3 separate regions of the Homo sapiens genome follow, and all the other regions are linked to region 3. The links are chromatin contacts, found by Hi-C or POLR2A ChIA-PET in ENCODE. All regions are on one chromosome and are shown on one strand. The core of a region is the stretch at or near the end of the contact, and the rest is flanking DNA. Distances in the headings are between cores, read along the strand shown.

Region 1 (4,719 bases), core at 253-2,752, 93 kb after region 3:
AAATATTTGTCTCCAGTCTCCACTGTTGGCTCTCCAGCAACCAAAGTACAACACTCCAAGATGGGTTCATCTTTTCTTCCTTTCCCATTCACCTGGCTCAATCCTCCTCCACCACCAGGGGCCTCAAAAGGCACATCATCCGGGTCTCCTTATCTTGTTTGATAAGGCTGCTGCCTGTCTCCCTCTGTGGCAAGGACTGTTTGTTCTTTTGCCCCATTTCTCAACATAGCACACTTGTGCACTGAGAGGAGGGAGCATTATGGGAAAGTCCCTGCCTTCCACACCTCTCTCTAGTCCCTGTGGGACAGCCCTAGCCCCTGCTGTCATGAAGGGGCCAGGCATTGGTCACCTGTGGGACCTTCTCCCTCACTCCCCTCCCTCCTAGTTGGCTTTGTCTGTCAGGTGCAGTCTGGCGGGAGTCCAGGAGGCAGCAGCTCAGGACATGGTGCTGTGTGTGTGTGTGTGTGTGTGTGTGTGTGTGTGTGTCAGAGGTTCCAGAAAGTTCCAGATTTGGAATCAAACAGTCCTGAATTCAAATCCTTGTTTTTGCACTTATTGTCTGGAGAGCTTTGGATAAGGTATTGAATCTCTCTGAGCCTCAGTTTTTCATTTGTTCAAATGGCACTGATGATGTCTCCCTTACAAGATGGTTGTGAGGAGTAAATGTGATCAGCATGTAAAGTGTCTGGCGTGTAGTAGGCTCTTAATAAACACTGGCTGAATATGAATTGGAATGATACAAAGTCTGAGCTCTACTCTTTCTGCATTCACGCGTAAGTAACAGTTTCCTGGTGTTTGTCCTCCTGTGCCCACAGGTCCACTTTGCTTCCACGTGGCCATGTGCCCTTCCTAGCTGGATTGCCCAAGGCTGTTAGCATCTGCTTTTTACCTGAGATACTAATTCATCAGGTCAAAAAAAAAAAAAAAAAAAAAAAAAAAGTCTTGAGCACCAGCTGCAGGGAGCCTTCTGCTAGGTACAGGGGTCCTACAGAGAACAAAGTAGGCAGGACCAGTGCTTTCACAGAGCTGAGCTTTCAGGGGGAAGAGTCAGCGGACAAATAAAAATAATTTCACATAATGCATTAGAAAGACAAAAACAGGCTGGTCAGATGGTGACTGAGGGGGAAGGACTTCAGACTGGGTGTGAGGGAGGCCCTTTGAGCAGATGACATTTGAGCTGTGACTAGGAGAAAAGAGGCCATCTGGGGAAGACCATCCAAGCAGAGACCCTGAGCCTGGAACTCACGGGCAGAAAGGCTGGAACACAATGAGTAAGCGGAGAGGTAGTCAGGACCCCACTAGTACCAGTACAAGAAAGTGTTAGAAAAACAGAATGAAGCCCAGGGCAGGATACCCCGACTCCCATCCCCCGCGCCCGTCGCATTTCGGGAGGGTTGGGCCGGGCGGCGGGCGGGATCAGCGCAGGGCCCACCCCAGGGGCGGGGCCGGGGCGGGGCAGTACCTGGGGCCCCGGCCGGGGGCGGGGCTGCGGATGCTCCCACTTCCCCCGGCTCCAGCCGGCGCAGGCAGCGGCGGCAGCAGCAGGCGAGCCTCGGCCCCGCAAGGCCATGAAGGTGAAGAAGGGCGGCGGTGGGGCCGGGACGGCGACGGAGTCCGCTCCGGGGCCCTCGGGCCAGAGCGTGGCCCCCATACCACAGCCGCCTGCGGAATCCGAATCTGGGTCCGAGTCGGAGCCGGACGCAGGCCCAGGGCCCAGGCCGGGGCCGCTGCAGAGGAAGCAGCCGATCGGGCCGGAGGACGTGCTGGGGCTGCAGCGGATCACCGGTGGTGAGCACCCGCGAGGGAGCGCCGCCCGCGGGTGGGAAGGGGAGAGGGTGCGAGGGGCCCTCCCGGCGCGCCAAGCCCTGGCCCCCGCCCCCTTTCCCGCCTCCCCTCCCCCACCGAGTCCCCTCTCCTGTGTCCCCTGCTCTCCCTTCTGCCGCCAGGTCTGAGATCTCTGTGTACCCCCTTCCCTTGATCTCTCTCTGTGCCTCCTTCTTCTCCCTTTCGAGATTTATTCCTTCCTTTTCCAGGGGCCCGTCCCCTTTTCCCAGCGTGGAGGTACGTGCGGCAGCAGCTGCAACCATAGCCCTGTAGCTGTGGAGTCTCCAGAGCGCTTTGAGGCCCGTCCCTGCACTAATGAAGAGAGGGGCTGAGTGCAGCCTGTCCTCAGCCCCCACGCTGGAGGCTAGGTGGAGGCTGAGTTACTTGGGAGGCATTCAGACTCTTCATGTCTCCCCAACCATTAATACCCTCACCCTGATCCTCCAGGAAGACTTGGGCCATTTTCTTCCCCGGGAAAGAAACTGAGCAGGCAGCTTTAGTGTGTTGGCTGTGGTTCCTCTCATGGGGAGTGGCATAATGTCCCTCCAAGCCTGGACTAGCACCTGTCCTCTTCTGGGGGCTCTGTCATCAAGGGAGGCTTGGTCTCCACTGTGGTTAAGAGTTTCTGAGCTGGACTGCCTGGGTTGGAGTTCCAACTCTGCCATATAATTGTCTGTGTGACCTTGGGCAAGTAACCTCACCTCTCTGAGCATGTCTTTTCATCTGTAAAATGGGGATAATGATACCTTTCTCGTAAGATTATTGTGAAGATAAGTCCTCTGATTCTGTACAGTGCCTGGCATCTATGCATGCTGTGTACATTGGGCTCTTTGATCAGTAGTATTTTTGGGCCCTACAGGGCTGCTCATAGCTGCTGCCTGGAGTCAAACAACTTGGCTTTCAGGGCAGGGGAGGGGGTCATCATAGGCAGGGAACGAGGGCTAGGAAACCTCATAGCAGAGGCTTTGGATGAGCCTCAAAGGATGAAAGGTGCATGGAGAGACAGTGGCTCTCCACCTTGGCCACATTCACCAGCAACCTGCCCTGGCCCCCTTTGTGAGAATAACTGTTGGGGGGGGCCTCTCTGTGGGTATGGGGGGCATGTATTGGAGTGGACCTGAGCCCTAGAGCTTCCAAAGCAGCAGAACACCGGACTCCCAGACAGAGCTGTGGAGGGGAGACAGCCTTGAGCCTGTGCTCCTGGGTCCCTGGGGGCCAATTCCTCTCTCCTTACTGAGCTAGGCAGCAGCCATTCTTAGCTGGGCCCCCAGAGTACTGAGCTCCCTTGCCCAAGCAGGCATCAATGGAGAGAGGGAGGCTGGACCAGGCTGATGTTGAAGCCAGTTGGGCTACAATTTGCAATAGCAGCATTTAGGATTCAGCTTAGCTCTGGGGCAGAACTTTCTCAGACTGACTGAGTCCTGAGTAACTTTGGGGGTTTATTTTGCAACTAGAGGGAGCTTCCAGCTCATGTACCACCATTTGTCTCCTAATTTGGAGGAAATTCATAGCCCTTAGAGATGGGGCATCTGTGAAGGGTAAGTAGAGGAAAGGGCTTCATGAGAACCCCTTCCTGTGCAGGAATTGAGAACAGAGTTCCAGGGATTTCCACCCTGGCACCCCTTGCCTGGTCTCTTCTGACCCTAATCATGCAGGTCTGAGGTTTGCTGTTCCCAGATTACTGGGCCCTGAATCCAGCTTAGGAAGCTATTTGTGGCTGAGAGGAATAGAGCAGTTGTGTTCTGAGCCCTTGGCCACTCTGCCCCTTATTCTGACCTGACCCTGGGTCCCAGGCCTCATCCTTTCTAGAAGAGAAGGAGTGGCCGTGGTGTTCTGAGCCATAGATATCCGTGTTCCTCACTTCTTCTAAGGACAGAGAGGTTGATAGATTGAGTTTGCAGTAGAAGAGACTGAGGTTAGACTGCAGGAAGTTGTTCCCAAATGAGAGAGGCTCCAAAAGTTGGAGAATGGGAGAAGAGAAGGCCTTACAGGGATCTGGGAGTTGGGCACTGGGATCCTGCTCCCCACTCTGCCACCTCCGTTCCCTATGCTCTGTACCTTCTTTCTATGTCTTTATACTGGTGCTTACTTTCTGTGAAAATAGGGTGAATGGGGTGAGATAGGGGTTGCCCACTTCCATTCTCTCCCCACCCCACATGTGGGCTGTAGTAGACTCAGGGCCCTGCCTCTTCCCCAAGCTGTATAAAGTCCATGCTGGGCCCCAGGGTACCAGATGGCTGCCAGGAGGGCTTCCTGGAGGGGACAGCGTCAGGCTTGGGGAAGAAGCAGACCTGGGGAAGAGAAAATGACTTTATATTCACTTCCTGTTCCTGCCCCAGAGGAATAGGAGGTGGCCCAGGGGCCTGGAGGGTGATTTCCAGGCCTCTGTGGGCCACCAGGGGAGGATGTGATGCTGTGCAGGCTGACAGCACGAGTCCCTCCCTGCACCTCTCAGCTCTTTTTGTTGCCAGGGCCTCCCTGAGCACTTGAAGTTGCTGCTGCAAGAGCTGTGAGGGTTAGATCAGGCCCTGTAGCTCCCTGAGCTTCCTCAGGCAGGGCCTCCCACTGTTCTTGGTTCCCTTCCTGGGCCTGAGGACTCCCCTTACCCCTTCCACACCCACTGCTGCACCTGCCACACCCTCCTCCTGGCCTAGCCTGTGTTCTTCTCTATGGGGGTCCAGGACTACTTTCTCCATGGTGGTGGCTCATAGCCAGGGCTGCGTAAATGACCTCTAAGGGGGTTCTCTCTGCTTGCTAAGACTTCCTCCCATTTGGAGATCAACAAAGGATGAGAGCAAAGTTGGCCTCCTCCCACCTGCCATATCCCAGGCTCTGGGCTTGAGTCAGCAGAGCTTTGGTTAAGCTGCTTAAGGGAGCTGGGCTGGTGTAAGCTTC
Region 2 (4,897 bases), core at 1,414-3,913, 93 kb before region 3:
ATCCAACTGACAGACAGTTTGGGCAGGAGCTGGTGCACCAGGAGACAGATCCCACCCTGGGTTGAACCAATAGCACCCTCAACCCCCTCAATTCTGGTCTTTGGTGAAAGGTAGGCAATGATGGACGGAGCACTTGCAGCCAAGGAGAGCCAGGGGCAGGTTAGTCATCCTGATGATCTATTCACCTGTTGCTCCCACAGGCTAGGGCTTGGCCAGGCACAGTGAGGATCATGGAGGAATCGATACCACATACAACTCGCTGAGCTTCCTGTCCTGGGGGCATGGGCACCTGCTGGGGGCAGCTGTGGGACTCCCTGGTGCCTAGCCCCAGTCTGCCTACAAGAAGAAACCCAGAAGGAGTTAATTTGAGCTTTAGTGGGGGTGATGCCCGAATGAGGAGGGCCCACTGAGGGGAGGGAACAGCATGAGTTCTCTGTTCTCTCAGTCCCAAATGCCTTTCCTAGGCCCCTCTGCTGGTTAAAATCCTCCTTCTTTATTTTTTATTTTTATTTTTCGAGACTGAGTCTCACTCTGTCGCCAAGGCTGGAGTACAAGGGTATGATCTTCACTCACTGCAACCTCTGCCTCCTGGGTTCAAGCGATTCTCCTGCCTCAGCCTCCTGAGTAGCCGGGATTACAGGCATGCACCACCATGCCCAGCTAATTTTTTTATTTTTAGTAGAGACGGGGTTTTACCATGTTGGCCAGGCTGGTCTTGAACTCCTGACCTTGTGATCCACCTGCCTCGGCCTCCCAAAGTGCTGGGATTACAGGCGTGAGCCACCACGCCGGCTCAAAATCCTCCTCCTTTAAAGCCCTGTTCAAATGACATCTCTCTCCTCCAGTTGACATTACTGTTCACTGAATTCCACGCCTCTGCACTGGGGTGTAGCCCTGATGCTATCTGTTCTCTGGCATGCTGGCAATGTCATCTTTCTCCCACTAGACTGAGTCCTCCAGGAAGACAAGAACCCATCAGTGTCATCTCTAGTTTCAGTGGCCAGCCTGATGCCTGACCCAAAGAGGACCTCAATAAAAAAAATTAGTGGATGGGCCAGGCGTGGTGGCTCACGCCTGTAATCCCAGCACTTTGGGAGGCTGAGGCATGTGGATCACGAGGTCAGGAGTTCGAGACCAGCCTGGCCAAGATGGTGAAACCCTGTCTCTACTAAAAATACAAAAATTTGCTGGGCGCGGTGGCGGGTGCCTGTAATGCCAGCTACTTGGGAGGCTGAGGCAGGAGATTCGCTTGAACCCGGTGGTGGAGGTTGCAGTGAGCTGAGATCACGCCACTGCACTCTAGCCTGGGTAACAGAGCGAGACTCCATCTCAAAATAAAATAAAAAACTAGGTGGATGAATGAAATTTCCTTCATTACCTCATAAACACCTGAAGGAAGCCACATCTCCATCTCATCTCAGCACCCAGCACAGGGTGTGCACATAGTCGGTGTAAAATAAAGGTTTGTTGAATGAATGAAGAGAATTTGAGAGAAAAGAGGGAAGAGAGAATGTGCTGTGAGGTGGAAGGTGGGTATGAAGGGGAGCAAGTCATGGCTGAGGATGCTGTGAGATGGGGCCTAAAGGCTGGAGCTTACCGCTGTCTCCACGGCCCCAGGCAAATAGTTCTCGCTCAGTGGACAGGGCCAGCACGTGAGAGGCCCCACAGGCCACCTGCACCATTTCATAGCCCAGCAAAGCCTCCACAATGGTGGGCTAGAGAGGAGAGGAAGCAAGGAGAAACTGGGCAAAGGGTCTGGAGCCATCTGGCTTCAACACCCCCTGTAGGGACAAAGCTGGAGGCTACACATTCTCAGGAGGTGGCTGTGTCTTTAAATCCAGCCATACACACTGCCAGGTGGGCAACCATTGGGGAAGCCTGGTTTTTCTGTACTTTCCCCGATGTAGGTGGCCCAGAGCAGGTGCAGCTGGGAAGCTAGAGGAACCTGTGGTTGCTGGGAACTCCCCTGCCCCCAATCTGGTGTCAACTCACAGATGTGGGCTCCCCGCCATCCCCCGACTTCCCCTTCCCAAGGTATATGTGACACCCACCTGGCTGATGTCAGTGAGGCTGCCATGGCCTAGGCACCCATTGCTGCCGCTGCCGAATGTCATGATGATGCCTCTGTCTGGGGAGAAGGGCAGTGAGGAAGGAGAAGGGAAAGAAGTTAAACAGTCTTTCCAGATAGCCCGGTCCTCCAGTGGGTTGCAGCAGCAAAATAAAGTTGGGGACCAGGGCTGGAAGGATGGGATAGGAAGAGAGAAAAGGATATGAGTCCCTTCAAACATATGTGACTTTGGACAAGTGACACCCTCTCTGAGCCTTAGCGTCCCCACTTGTCAAATGAGGATAATATAATAACTGCCTTGCCAGGCCTGTCCGTAGGGTAAAGGAGGTTGTATAAGGAAATCTCCTCAATAGTTACTAGACAGAAGCAATAACTCGATAACTAGTAGACAGAAGCATTCATTAAGTGCGTGTTTTGCAAGAGAAGAGAGAAGGTGCTCTGTGGGGCCTCAGAGCAGGTCCCACAAGGTAGGCCCGACAACTCACCAGTCAGGCAGGCAGTGAAGAAGTCCCCACAGGCCACGTGCTTGATGGTCACACCCGACTGGCCCTCCAGGAAACGCGAGATGAACTGGGGCTGTGGCTGCTCCACTGCCCCAGGAAGGAGACTGCCTCCGCCTGCACCTAGGGGTGGGGCCTGCAGGGGCAGGGGGATGGGCAGCGCCTGAGCACCCCAACCCTGCTGTGGACCTCCACCTCCACCCATCCAGGCCACCCCCTGGCCTGCTCACCTCCCACAGGATGAGACGCCCAGAGCGCGTGACGCCGGCTTTCTGCGTGCGCCCAGCTGCCACCTGGACCACCTCTGTGTTGAGCATTGGCAGCCGCAGGGGGGTGCCCAGCCCACCACCCCAGGCATACACTGACGACAGTGGTGGTGGGATGGCTGGCCTCACAGGTCCCCGGGGGATACCTGCAGGTACAGTGCATGGGGACTATTAAACTGATGGGAATGGTGTGGCATCCATGGGGACTGGCGGCCTCTTCCCACTTACCTCTGCAGCGGACACTGGTGGTCCTGCTCCCTGTGTTGCTGGGGGCCACGGACTTCTCTGCCCTGCAGGACAGATGGGGGCCTAAGGACAAAGACCCTCCTGACATTCCTACATGCAGGAAGGGAGGACTTGCCCCAGGTTTCCCTCTGCCTCAGACCTCCTGTGCTCCCACTGGGTGCCCACACCCTGCCGCCCAGGACCGCTCGCTGTCCCTGCACAGGCCTCCGCATGCGGACACTGCCCACGTCGGTGTGGAGGTTGAGGAGGGCACGGATGCAGAGGGGCTGTGCCATGATGTGGCTGAGTGGTGGCCGCTGGGCAGGCTCCAGGCTGAGTAGACTCAGGACCAGCTGGCGAAGCTCAGGGCTGTACCGGTCAGAGATAGGTGCAAAGGTGCCACTCATGATCTTCAGCACCAGTGCTGGCAAGTTCTGTGAAGGCACCAGGTTGAGAATTTGGGGAAGTGAGGGCAGCACCCCCCAGCTCCAGCCCCTGGTCTCCTGGGATAATAACAGCTTTGCCTGGAGGCATCATGCTACCTGACTTCAAACTATACTACAAGGCTACAGTAACCAAAACAGCATGGTACTGGTACCAAAACAGAGATATAGACCAATGGAACAGAACAGAGCCCTCAGAAATAATGCCACACATCTACAACTATCTGATCTTTGACAAACCTGAGAAAAACAAGAAATGGGGAAAGGATTCCCTATTTAATAAATGGTGCTGGGAAAACTGGCTAGCCATATGTAGAAAGCTGAAACTGGATCCCTTCCTTACACCTTATACAAAAATTAATTCAAGATGGACTAAAGACTTACATGTTAGACCTAAAACCATCAAACCCCTAGAAGAATACCTAGGCAATACCATTCAGGACATAGGCATGGGCAAGGACTTCATGTCTAAAACACCAAAAGCAATGGCAACAAAAGCCAAAATTGACAAATGGGATCTAATTAAACTAAAGAGCTTCTGCACAGCAAAAGAAACTACCATCAGAGTGAACAGGCAACCTACAGAATGGGAGAAGATTTTTGCAATCTACTCATCTGACAAAGGGCTAATATCCAGAATCTACAAAGAACTCAAACAAATTTACAAGAAAAAAACAACCCCATCAACAAGTGGGCGAAGGATATGAACAGACACTTCTCAAAAGAAGACATTTATGCAGCCAAAAGACACATGAAAAAATGCTCATCATCACTGGCCATCAAGAAATGCAAATCAAAACCACAATGAGATACCATCTCACACCAGTTAGAATGGTGATCTTTAAAAAGTCAGGAAACAACAAGTGCTGGAGAGGATGTGGAGAAATAGGAACACTTTTACACTGTTGGTGGGACTGTAAACTAGTTCAACCATTGTGGAAGTCAGTGTGGCGATTCCTCAGGGATCTAGAACTAGAAATACCATTTGACCCAGCCATCCCATTACTGGGTGTATACCCAAAGGATTATAAATCATGCTGCTATAAAGACACATGCACACGTATGTTTATTGTGGCACTATTCACAATAGCAAAGACTTGGAACCAACCTAAATGTCCAACAATGATAGATGGATTAAGAAAACGTGGCACATACACACCATGGAAAACTATGCAGCCGTAAAAAATGATGAGTTCATGTCCTTTGTAGGACATGGATGGAGCTGGAAACCATCATTCTCAGCAAACTATCGCAAGGACAAAAAACCAAACACCGCATGTTCTCACTCATAGGTGGGAATTGAACAATGAGAACACATGGACACAGGAAGGGGAACATCACACACCGGGGCCTGTTGTGGGGTGGGGGGAGGGGGAAGGGATAGCATTAGGAGAT
Region 3 (4,999 bases), core at 1,243-3,742:
GTCTTCCCAAAGTGCTGGGGATTACAGGAGTGAGCCACCATGCCTGGCCTACTGCCTGAATTCTTTTTTTTTTTTTTTTAAGATGGAGTCTCACTCTGTCGCCCAGACTGGAGTGCAGTGGTGCAATCTCGGCTCACTGCAACCTCCGCCTCCCAGGTTCAAGTGATTCCCCTGCCTCAGCCTCCTGAGTAGCTGGGACTACAGGCACCCGCCACCACACCTGACTAATTTTTGTATTTTTAGTAGAGATGGGGTTTCACCATATTGGCCAGGCTGGTCTTGAACTCCTGACCTTTTGTGATCCGCCCACCTTGGCCTCCCAAAGTGCTGGGAAAACAGGTGTGAGCCACCGTGCCCGGCCTGAATTCTTAAAACTAATAAATCATTTTGGAATAGGAATCCAGCTGTTTCTGACTCAGGTTTTTTTAAGTGCACTACGATTGTGTTTAGCTTTTGGAAAACAAATCCTGTTTTTTGGACAAACGTAGATATATCTCTCTAAAAAGGTGGATAGAAAACTACTTTTGTCCTCTGCCTACCTGATTTCCTCCTTTCCTGTGTCAATTGCAGAAAATTTGCTCCTGTAGCTTCCAATCATGGTATTGGTGAACGGAGATGGCTGCCATCTGCTGGAATTTCAGTGACTAGCAGGCTTTTTTTATTTTTAGAAACTTCCGGGTTTTGTTCTTTTTTTTTCTATTTGTTTTGTTAATGTTGAACATTTAGAGACACCATTTCTGTGCCAAACATGGCCCGTGACGTTAAAAGACTTGGTCTCTTTTACAAGGGCTTGTGGTCTCAATAAATGGAGGCCATGAATTAGTTGAGCCCCACTGTTGCCTCAACCACCCCCCACCCCCGACTCCCTGCCTTTATTCCACTTCACTTGTGTTGATCCCTTAAGATCTCTCCAGAAAGAAATAGACAAATCATAAAATCAACATTTTAGGCTATGAGATGGCTGGGAGTAGGGCCGGTAATAGTCAAGGGAGAAGGAAGGAAGTGACAGGAATCTTGGTTCAATAAACAGATTGGATAAGATGAACCAGAGTAGGGATACGTGTTGCACGGCACCCCTCCTTGACTTGGACAGAGGTTTTCAGTGAATTGGGCCTTCCCAGAGCATTCGGAGGACATACCCTGGGGGAAGGCTGCAGATGACGAGGAAGATGACGCAAATACAGTGCTTGAGAGGTAAGTATGACCTTGAAACAGCAGCGCTGGAGCTCTTGGGGAGATGTGAAATCACTGAAGAGAGGAATAGATAAGGGAGGAAACAATCAGAGGAGTGAAAGCAACTTCGGGCAACACACAGGTGAAAGATGAAATGGTGTTTTATCTGAGGGAGCCAAAAAGAGAGGCTCTGAGTAAAATCTTGAAGGATATATATGGAGATTAGGACGTGGGAGCGAAGGGGTATGAAAAGAGACATGACCTCCTCCATAATACTTATTTTGAAACCGTCAGGATTTCCTTAGCTTGTGCTGTATCAGTAGATCATCATTCAGATACTGATCCTTAGCACAGTAACGCTGAGGGACCTTTGTCCTGTTCTCTCATTTTACAGAGAAGGAAGCAGGCAAAACTATGTATTGTCTATTTTATGTAATTATGTTTGCTTCCCAGATAAACTACACAGAAGGAAGCAGGCAAAACTGACTATGTATTGTCTACTTTATGTAATTATGTTTGCTTCCCAGATAAACTATTTTTTGCTAAAGGGCAAGAACAATATTCACTACTTCTGCAGTATCTCCTCCTCTCCTCCATCAGGGCCCAGTTCGTGCCATAAGTAGATGGACCAGAACAGTGTTCAAACAGTAAATGAAGTAAAAACTCATTGGCCAGGAACCGTGACACGCGTCTTTAGTCCAAGCTACTCAGGAGGCTGAGGCAGGAGGATCCCTTGAGCCTGCAGGAGTTCGAGACCAGACTGGGCAACGTAGCGAGTCCTTGTCTCAAAGAAAAAAAAAACAAAACCTCATTAGTTTCCTCTGTGGATGGAATGAGGCGAGATTTTTGAGGCCTTTTAATTACCTCCTAGTTTCTGCCTCAGTAATTTTCAAACAGGATCTTGAATAAGATGGGAGTGCTACCACGTCTGACCAGGGGTGTAACTTCCGCAGAACCCTGAGTCCAGGCCTAAGTGGCTAGGCGGACTCCAACTCCCCTCAAAGTGAGCTCCCCGGACCGAAATGAGTCAGCCAGGTCCACCGCCAGCCCAGGTAGTGGGCCCGGACTCCGACCCCCGCGGGTCCCCGAGCCCCGCGGTTCCGGGCACCGTGGTGTGCGCCCGGGGCGTGTTTCAGCTCTTGGTCCGCTCCCCCTCGCCCTCCTCCCGGAACCACGCCCGCTCCTCGCGCACGCAGCCCGTCGGCCCTGCAGCGTCGTAGGACAGGGCGGGACTGGGGTGGGAGGCCGTTGGTTGGCTGGCGGGCTGCGGAAGGCGGGGCTCGTGTGCGCACCAGCGCGTCCTCGCTCAGCGTTGCTCCTGCGCGCGCAGCTGGTCGGCCCGCGGCGGTGCTGCGCGGATCCGGCGTCGGGGCCCGGCATGGCGGGGGCCGGGGCCAAGCCGGGCCGGACCCGGACCTAAATGCCTCTGTTCTTCTCCGCGCTGTTGGTCTTGCTGCTAGTTGCGCTTAGCGCCCTCTTTCTAGGCCGGTGAGGGTTCCCGGCCGCGCCGGCGGCGGCGGCGGCGGCGGGAGGGAGGGGGCGGAGAGGAGGAAGAAAGACTGAGGAGGGGGCGCGCGCCTTACTGAGGCGCGTGAGGCAGAGTGGGTAGGGTGGAGGGAGGGGGCGCGCGGCGAGGGGAGGGATCGTGAGGAGGCGCGTGGCCCGAGCTCCCAGGGATGGGCTGCGAGTTGGGGAGACTGAGGAAGCGGGCGGGGTCTGAGGAAATGCTGAGGCCAGGAACTGAATAGGAGTGTGAGGAAGGGGCCTGGTTCAGTGGCTTCCCTTTCCCCCTCCACCCACCCCTGCATGTCCCTTTCGCCAAGCGCGATGGGCACCTGCAGCATCGGTCTGGGGAGAACAGCATTCGAGCTGCCGGGTCTGACCTCAAAGTGCCTTCTCGTGGATACCTGTCTGGAGGGTGGGAGCAGGAGACAGACAGACCCTCTGGGGAGTGTGATGGCACATGTGACAGAGCCGCCTCCGCTTTGACTCTTGCTGGGGTCTTCTCTCTCTGCCTCTGGGATTCATAACAATTTGAGGGATTTTGTTTTTGTCTTCAACTTAGAGGGTGCAGTTTCTGGTTTCATCTGGGTGGAGGGGTCAGTCGGGAGCTAGGATCTTGATCAGCGTGGCTGAATGTATATGACAGAGTGGTGCTTTGGAAGAAAGGAGAGTTGCTCAGATCCAGTTTCAGGAACGACCTTTTGCAAGGCTTTGAAAGACCAGCAAGGGGTGAGGGAAACCATCATTGGAAAAAGGTCCTATGAATTAACAGGAATTTTTCTGCAGGTGGCTTGTGGTCCGGTTGGCCACCAAGTGGTGTCAGCGGAAGCTGCAGGCGGAGCTAAAGATTGGCTCCTTCCGCTTTTTTTGGATCCAGAATGTCAGTCTTAAGTTTCAGCAACACCAGCAAACAGTGGTGAGTTCTGGGAAACTCTGGATATGTGTGTAGGGTTGATCCAATTGAATTTAAACTCTTAATTTCCTTTTTTTAAAAATAGAAATCCTGGTGGCTTTTCTAGTTAATCCCAGCCTTGCCATTTCTTTGCCAAGATGATCTTAGAGCTAGTTGGAGAACGCTGCAAGTTGTTCAGTTAAAAATGTTTGTAGGACACAGAGTGTCCAGGGCACATAACAAAGATACAGAAGAAAGATAACAGGAAATCGAAGATTTTACTGTTCTAATTTAAGATGGGATTCAAGGCAACATGGCTATGAAAGAGAAATTCTAATAATCCAGAACATTTCCTGGCTTGTCAAGCTGCTCGTGGCTTATTTAGCAGCTAGCACACAGAGCTTTCTCCCTCACTGTTTTAGGAAATTGATAACCTGTGGATTTCCAGCAAACTCCTTAGCCATGATCTTCCGTGAGTACCCTATATTCTCACTTCTCCCCTAGAAGAGTACTTTGGAGTTGGTGTTTGCAGAGTGACACTCTTCTGCAGAGGCATCACAATCCAAGGAGGAAGGGAGGTTGTTGCTGAAGTCTTCCTGTTAGCCTGGGTGCCATTGTGTTGTGAGGAAGATATTGATAACTGCTATGAAACTAATCTCTGTGATTTGAGCTATATTTCTAGGAAGGATGAGAAAGTGAATGTGAGGGTGGGGAATAGACTGCTATGGGAGGGATGGACCTGGTGGCAGTGAGATTTCTCTTCTGGGCAGACACTATGTGGCATTGTGCTTTGGAGAAGTGCGTATCAGAACGGACCTACAGAAAGTTTCTGACCTGTCTGCCCCATTCTCCCAGAGCGCTGGGGTGGATCAAAAGGAACTGTCCTTCAGCCCATCCTTATTGAAGATCTTCTGCCAAGTGAGACAACTTCTCCTGCTATCCTGGACTGTACTTTGGCATGGTTGGCTTTGGAGTTATGGGTAGATTTTTCTGTTTTTAGGGCATAATGCTAAGAGCTGCCCCTCTTTCTCATCTGGAAAGGAAGGGCAGTTCCTTAACATTAATTATTGTTCATCCTTGCTTCTTCCTTCCAGCTATTCTCCATTCATGTAGATGCTATAAACATCATGGTTCTCAAGGTGGATACCTCTGAGTCCTTATGGCATATTCAGATCAGTAGAAGCAGATTTCTTTTGGATAGTGATGGGAAAAGGTAAGCACTGGGGAGCAGAGGATCTAGCCGTCCTATTCTTGCCTCAGAGTTGCTTCAGGGCCTCCTTATCAAGGTGTTAAGTTCTCATTCTGTGCAGTTGGAGGAGATGCTAAGATTAGACATTTCCAATTGCCTTGTCCCTTCTAGCCACCAGAGCTTGACTGGAGGTAAGTGGTGAGGAAAGGGACCAAGTTCTCTTTTTTTTAAATTTTTTTTTT

The links. Hi-C counts contacts between places; a loop is a spot of excess contacts on that map. ChIA-PET counts read pairs that join two places held with the same protein, here RNA polymerase II (POLR2A). Pooled maps may share reads with other maps.
Region 1: a map of naive thymus-derived CD4-positive, alpha-beta T cell shows a loop between it and region 3 (6-fold over the local background). The contact joins the promoter of UNC119 here to the promoter of BLTP2 in region 3. A Hi-C loop is called at or near these places in 1 of 168 maps with a recorded cell type or tissue (naive thymus-derived CD4-positive, alpha-beta T cell), 3 of 37 single-sample maps with no recorded cell type and 13 of 50 pooled maps. POLR2A ChIA-PET finds 5 or more read pairs at or near these places in 11 of 52 experiments (CD4-positive, alpha-beta T cell, Caco-2, GM12878 and 8 more).
Region 2: a loop to region 3 is called in a map of K562, with 4 times the contacts of the local background. The contact joins the enhancer-like site here to the promoter of BLTP2 in region 3. A Hi-C loop is called at or near these places in 13 of 168 maps with a recorded cell type or tissue (CD4-positive, alpha-beta T cell, CD4-positive, alpha-beta memory T cell, CD8-positive, alpha-beta T cell and 8 more), 1 of 37 single-sample maps with no recorded cell type and 14 of 50 pooled maps. POLR2A ChIA-PET finds 5 or more read pairs at or near these places in 36 of 52 experiments (A549, AG04450, B cell and 28 more).

Annotation. Positions count from the first base shown.
Region 1 is chr17:28,549,407-28,554,125 of GRCh38, reverse strand. It overlaps UNC119 (unc-119 lipid binding chaperone), which reads left to right and starts at 1,502. Exons shown (of 5, transcript NM_005148.4): 1 at 1,502-1,788. The coding sequence starts at 1,569. PIGS (phosphatidylinositol glycan anchor biosynthesis class S) reads left to right here. Exons shown (of 12, transcript NM_033198.4): 12 at 1-739. RefSeq lists silencers at 1,326-1,775, 1,836-1,885, 3,936-3,985.
Region 2 is chr17:28,735,902-28,740,798 of GRCh38, reverse strand. NEK8 (NIMA related kinase 8) reads right to left here. Exons shown (of 15, transcript NM_178170.3): 5 at 3,285-3,493; 6 at 3,063-3,124; 7 at 2,799-2,980; 8 at 2,554-2,704; 9 at 2,052-2,128; 10 at 1,598-1,715; 11 at 186-336. Among named protein-coding and RNA genes, the nearest start is that of TRAF4, 5.7 kb to the left of the region's middle. RefSeq lists enhancers at 1,391-1,540, 2,351-2,410, 2,421-2,570, 2,711-2,890, 2,791-3,325 and 1 more. Within about 2 kb of position 2,663, at least 5 of the 41 ENCODE cell types and tissues checked have a DNase peak (open chromatin) inside an H3K27ac peak, as active enhancers do; they include B cell, GM12878 and OCI-LY7, where a contact is called at or near this core.
Region 3 is chr17:28,642,651-28,647,649 of GRCh38, reverse strand. It overlaps BLTP2 (bridge-like lipid transfer protein family member 2), which reads left to right and starts at 2,492. Exons shown (of 39, transcript NM_014680.5): 1 at 2,492-2,661; 2 at 3,463-3,592; 3 at 3,991-4,040; 4 at 4,339-4,486; 5 at 4,663-4,781. The coding sequence starts at 2,594. RefSeq lists silencers at 2,106-2,335, 2,356-2,695.